Regions from separate parts of the Mus musculus genome. Here region 1 is linked to region 2. Evidence: chromatin contacts called from ENCODE Hi-C or POLR2A ChIA-PET data. All regions are on one chromosome and are shown on one strand. Each heading gives the region's core, a stretch centred on a gene start or an enhancer-like site at or near the end of the contact. The rest is flanking DNA. Distances are from core to core; before and after follow the strand shown.

Region 1 (2,708 bases), core at 198-2,697, 43 kb after region 2:
ATCGTCCTGTGACATGCCAGACGTTGGTTAAAAACTAAGCACAGGGAGAGGCAAAGACGAAAACAGTAGCAGAAAATCCAACCTAAGTCCTTACCAGCGACACTATTTCAGTCCTCAGTTCCAGCATCTTCTTCTCGTTCAGCGAGTACTGAAACAAACATGCGGCATGCTTAGAGTCTCATCCATTCCTTCCGGTGCCTTAAACACGCAGTCCTCACTGTGTCCTGGAACATCTAACAGGAGACCGACACCCTGATCACTGTTGCCCGCCTGCTCTTTCTCTGAAGTTTAAGCTTCTTATATTCACTGACTGTGTGGCTGGCTTAATATCACCCGGGCACAGCTAGAGTCATTGGGAAGACGGATCCTCCGTTGTGAGAATGGCTCACCAGGCTGGCCTGGGGGGCGTTTTCATGATTGATGTGGAAGGCCCAGTTCACTGTGTTGATGGTTGGGTTCTCTAAGAAAGCAAGCTGAGCAAGCCATGGGGAACAAGCCAGTAAGCAGCATCCCTCCATGGCCTCCGCATCAGCTCCTGCCTCCAGGTCTCTGCCCCGACTTCCTCCGATGGTGACTACAGGCTGTAAACGGAAATAAACCCTGTCCTCCCCAGGCTGCCTTTGGTTATGGTGTTTCTCACAGCACCAGAAAGAAACCAAGGCATTGATGGTGTGGTGTGTGGCCCCTTTCCACTTCTCTTCTCTCTTTCTTGTTTTATTTTATTTTTTTAAAATCTCTTGGCTGTGACATCACTGGGTCCTGCCTACGATTAGAACAGCATTTCTTGAGTCCCATGAATATGGGTGTAGATCTATGTGCCTTCGGGTTTGGAAGGGCTGATAAAGGGGAGGGGCACCATTTAATTTAGGAATGATACTCCCATAACTACAAGTATGACAGACATCACTGACATTTATAGAAGCAGTATAATATTGGGAAAAAATAGCTCAAGAAATATAACTCTGTAACAAGATATATTACTGCTGTAAAGAATAACATGGATGCACGAGACCCAGCAAGGCTTCCCAGGCTGTCTTAACAACACTCAAAAGAATCTCTGCTGTGGGAAACCGCAGCCCAACGTCCCTGAAAGCTGTTAGCTATTAATGCTAGGAAAAAAAACTTAGTACTGCTCTGTTGACAATAAAATAAAAATCAGACATGTTTCCATAGTAATGAGCATTAGTATCTAACTTAGCAAAGGGCAACCTGTACAACCTGTAGTTTAAAGACAACAATGTTATCAGGAAAAATGTTAGATGCCCTTCAAGTACCTAAAAATTTATACCTATAAAATATTGTCTTCAAACTACTGGAGCAATCAATGGAAAAATGCAGTGGTCAGAAGTAAAAACACGCCCCCGAACTCTGGAACCCTGAACTAAGGACCAGCCCGTGACCAAGGAACCTAGCTGATTACATAAGTTGGGTTTCAGATCAGTGCAATTCCTCAGATCACCAGCAGAGGGCAGAGTGCAGTGTGCAGCAAATACTCAGGGAAAAGAAAGGCCTACATCTCCACAATGTCACAATTGAAAAAAAACCACATATCTGTGGCTCTATCTCCTGGACCTCTGGACCAGCTGTAGAAATCTGCTGTAAATATTACCACAGCCTATTTTTTTGTTGGCTGTGTTGAGTATCAAGCCCAGAGCTCTGCACATGCCCAGTTAAGTGCTCTTCCACCGAGTCACAACCTTAGTCCTAATTTACCAAAAAGATAAAGAATTCCAATCCCTTGTCTGCGTCTGCATTACGGAGCTCAGACATTTATTAGTGGTGCCACGCAGCCCTGCCTTGTGCTTCAGGGCACTGATGCCGGCTCCCTCCCTTGGTAAATCCTCTACTTTTTATGCATCTCTACTCCCTGGAGCTCTCCCAGTCTCTGAGATATATTTCTTTCCACCCCGGTTCTGCACAACCACGTCACTACCTTCCTAAACCAAGTGAATTACAGCAAAACCTAGCAAAGAGTTTCTCTTTTAGACACTAGTCAAGGAGTTCACGGAAGCTTTCTATAGGCTACGTGACTAGATCCTTGGGACCCCACAGCATCACGTTAGAGACAGCCATTATTCCGGGTAACAAAGCTCAGTGTAACCGCTGAAATGCAAGGCAGTTCAGATGCGATCACACACTTGTCTGAGTTCTAGCTTCAGGCATCACTGGGACATAAGGACTGAAGACGAACTCAGCAGTGACCAGAGCAGGAAGAGCTGTGCGGTTTCCTCTGCATGGGAGCCGTGTCTTGCTACTGCAAAAAAAAAAAAAAAAAAAAAAAAACAAACAAACAAACAAACAAAAAAAAAAACGCTCCACACGCCCTAGCCTTCTTACGCCACAAGTAACAAAGGTACCTTTAATGTTACTCAAGCTAAGGAGGGTCTGAGCAAGAAGATGGGAGAACTCAGACAGGAATAAAAAGTCAATAGAGTGTGGAGGGGTACTGTAGCCCAGGGAAAGAGAGTGTGTGTGGGGGGGGTGAGGGGTCGGGGGTTCTGTGTCACTGGTATCACAGTAGAAAGTATGAAGCCTAGAGTCTGAGTCTCAGAACTGCGAAAAAGCTAAACAAAACAAAAACCAACCAACCAACCCCACCAGAATAACGCAACATCTATCTATTGAAACACACAACTACTCATATCATTTAAAAGACAATGTAGAAATAAGCTTTATCAAAGTTCAATGTAGAATGTAATATGATGGTA
Region 2 (2,700 bases), core at 168-2,667:
TGAATTTTCCTAGAAATAATTTGATAATTCATACACTTTTAAAGGTGATATAAAGTCTAGCCCCCTCTTGAAACACCTACCCTTGCAACTAAGCTGAATTAATTAGGTTTCATTTTTGAAAAATCAAACTTTGACTCTTACTATATAGTTATTAAAATATTGATCAAACCCTTAGCAAAGAGAGTTTCTCTGACTCCTTTCTTGCCTCAATCCCTCCATCTGTATAATGGGTATGTTAGGCAGTTATAGGCAGGATCAACACTTATGGCTGAAATTTTATTAATCTAGGACTGGGGAGATGGCTCAGTGGGCAACATTCTTGCTGTAGAAGTTTGATGGTGTGAGTTTGAATTCCCACAGGCAAAATTTAAAAGCTATATACAGTAGAGTAGTGAATTTATCTGTAATCTTTGGGCTCCTATCCGGAAGTTCATAGGCCATCTAGCCTCTAGCACTTGAGGATCAGCTCTGACCTCCAAACTTTGTGTATTGTGGCATATGGTGTGCCACACCCACAAACATACCTCTCTCTCCCTCTCTCTCTCTCTCTCTCTCCCTCTCTCTCTCTCTCTCTCTCTCTCACACACACACACACACACACACTCTCTCTCTCTCTCTCTCTCTCTCTCCCTCTCTCTCTCTCTCTCTCTCTCTCTCTCTCACACACACACACACACACACACACACACACACACACACACACAAACAAGAGAACTCTGTGCAGTTGAGGACACCATTCCCAACCATGTGTCTCTTGACTCCTCTTCTGCATGCAGAGTTTCTGCCCTAATTAAATGAGTTGTACACAGGTCAGGAGAGAGACCACGCCCGGCACAGGAGAAGCACCGTTGACGTGTTTAATAACTTTAATGGATAAGGTCTTGACTCAAGGGAGTACTGCCCCCGCATAAATATTACAATATATGCCAAGATAAACGAATTTGAGCCTAGCATGGTGAGGTTTACCTGTAGTCCCAGCACGTAGAAGGCTAAAGCAGGAAGACTGCAAATTCAAGAGCAGCCTGGTCTCCATAGCAAGATTGTCCTCATATAAACAAGGCAAATGGATTTAAGAGGGTGGTAGGAGAAACGTCCTTTCTTCCACCACCCGGGAGCGAACTGATTTGGTAAATAATAATTATAATCACAGTCTTCCTTTTGGAAAGCTACAAAGGGAACCGATACAAAGACAAGAGGTAATCTAGCCTAATGCTAGACACAGGAATGTGACTCCCCAGAGAGCCGGGTTAGCGAGGCGAGGCAGGCGAGTCTGCTCTGGTATCACCAGCTGCGAGGCTTCACCTAGAGAGACTTCTTTAGTGTTATGGGGAAGGGGGGGACTGCGGATGACAAGACCCAGCTGTGGTGAGGGCAGGGAGAGGCAAGGCTCACAAAACTCAGGCCTCCTTGCTGCCACTGTTCGATCGGATCTGCCGCTGCTGGCCGCTGCCTCTTCATCGGATTACCATTGTTTCAAACCACACTCCGCCACTCCCCCCTCCCCCCTTCCCTGGGCAACCGCTTCCTTCTGGAGGACGCTCACCCTGTCGCCATGGCTATCACCTTCGTGGACTTAATTCGCAGTGTTTTATTCAGAATCCTTCACTTGGCCTATTCTGAGACTCGCCTCCCTGAGCCAGGCTTAGGAGAAAGACCAAAAGAGATGGAAACCCAGTCACACTGGTCATTTGGTAATAATTAGCATCGGCGCCTGTCTCTTGGGAGGAGCAAAATTAGGCGATTCATTTCTCATAATATGGTTTTGCTATGCGGTTCTTGCTGAAACATAAATGTCTTCAGGCACATTAAAAACATGCATCCTGGATTTTTCTTTGCCTCCTGTTTAGCTCTGCGTTGCAATTTTTAAGGTCTAAACGTTAGTTGCTGCCTTACTTGGTCATTTTTTCTTTCAGGTAGCATTCGCACACAGTTGCCTGGATTGTTGTTGTTGTTCGTTTGTTTGTTTTGAGGAAGGAGTGTACTGACACACATCACGTTGGGTGGAGACAAAGGAGAAAAATCATGACGGACCCTCAAGAACCATCCGAGATTGTCAGAGAAATACAGAAAAGGCGGAGTCATGGTTTGAGTGTCAACTTTTCCCCATCGGCTCAGGTGTTGATTGCTTGGCTCCCTGATGCTGATGCTATTTTTGGGGGGATAGATTGAGATTTGGGCTGTGTGGGCCTGGGAGAGAGCACCTCTGGTGGAGGGGCTTGTTGCCAAGCCTGGTAACCTGAGGTTGAACCTCCAGTTTCACAGGATGGAAGGAGAGAACTACCTGTAAGGGGTCCTCTAACTTCCTACAAAGATGTATCTACCCACCCCGACACCCACCACACACATATCCTGTCCACTCACCACGCGTGCATACACACTAAAAGGAATTTTGTCATTTAAAAAATTTAAAAATACAATGATTAAAATAAGCTTTGGACAATAGGGCCAAGGTTGAAGTAGTGGGTTACTGAGGGAAGTCAGTCACTAGGGGGTGTGTCCTAGTGGTGAGGTGGCCTCAGTGTCTTGGCTTCTCCCTCCCACTCCCCCCACCCCCCTCTCAGCTTTCTGTCACCAGGAGCTGAACAGACTCCTGCACACATTACTGTGGCCACGGCCCAGTATCAGGAGCGCAAGACCATGGACAGAACTCTCCGAACCTGTGAGCCAATCAATAGATCTTTCTTTCTTCTCTCACATATT

Evidence for each region. Hi-C counts contacts between places; a loop is a spot of excess contacts on that map. ChIA-PET counts read pairs that join two places held with the same protein, here RNA polymerase II (POLR2A).
Region 1: a map of v-Abl transformed pro-B cells shows a loop between it and region 2 (2.2-fold over the local background). The contact joins two enhancer-like sites. A Hi-C loop is called at or near these places in 3 of 37 maps with a recorded cell type or tissue (left cerebral cortex, regulatory T cell and v-Abl transformed pro-B cells). POLR2A ChIA-PET finds 5 or more read pairs at or near these places in 1 of 5 experiments (Patski).

What each region holds. Positions count from the first base shown.
Region 1 is chr13:43,545,594-43,548,301 of GRCm38, forward strand. It overlaps Mcur1 (mitochondrial calcium uniporter regulator 1), which reads right to left. Exons shown (of 9, transcript NM_001081059.3): 7 at 95-148. Among named protein-coding and RNA genes, the nearest start is that of Mcur1, 13 kb to the right of the region's middle. Within about 2 kb of position 1,448, at least 1 of the 3 ENCODE cell types and tissues checked has a DNase peak (open chromatin) inside an H3K27ac peak, as active enhancers do.
Region 2 is chr13:43,502,222-43,504,921 of GRCm38, forward strand. No RefSeq gene overlaps it. Among named protein-coding and RNA genes, the nearest start is that of Gm32939, 13 kb to the right of the region's middle. Within about 2 kb of position 1,418, at least 2 of the 3 ENCODE cell types and tissues checked have a DNase peak (open chromatin) inside an H3K27ac peak, as active enhancers do.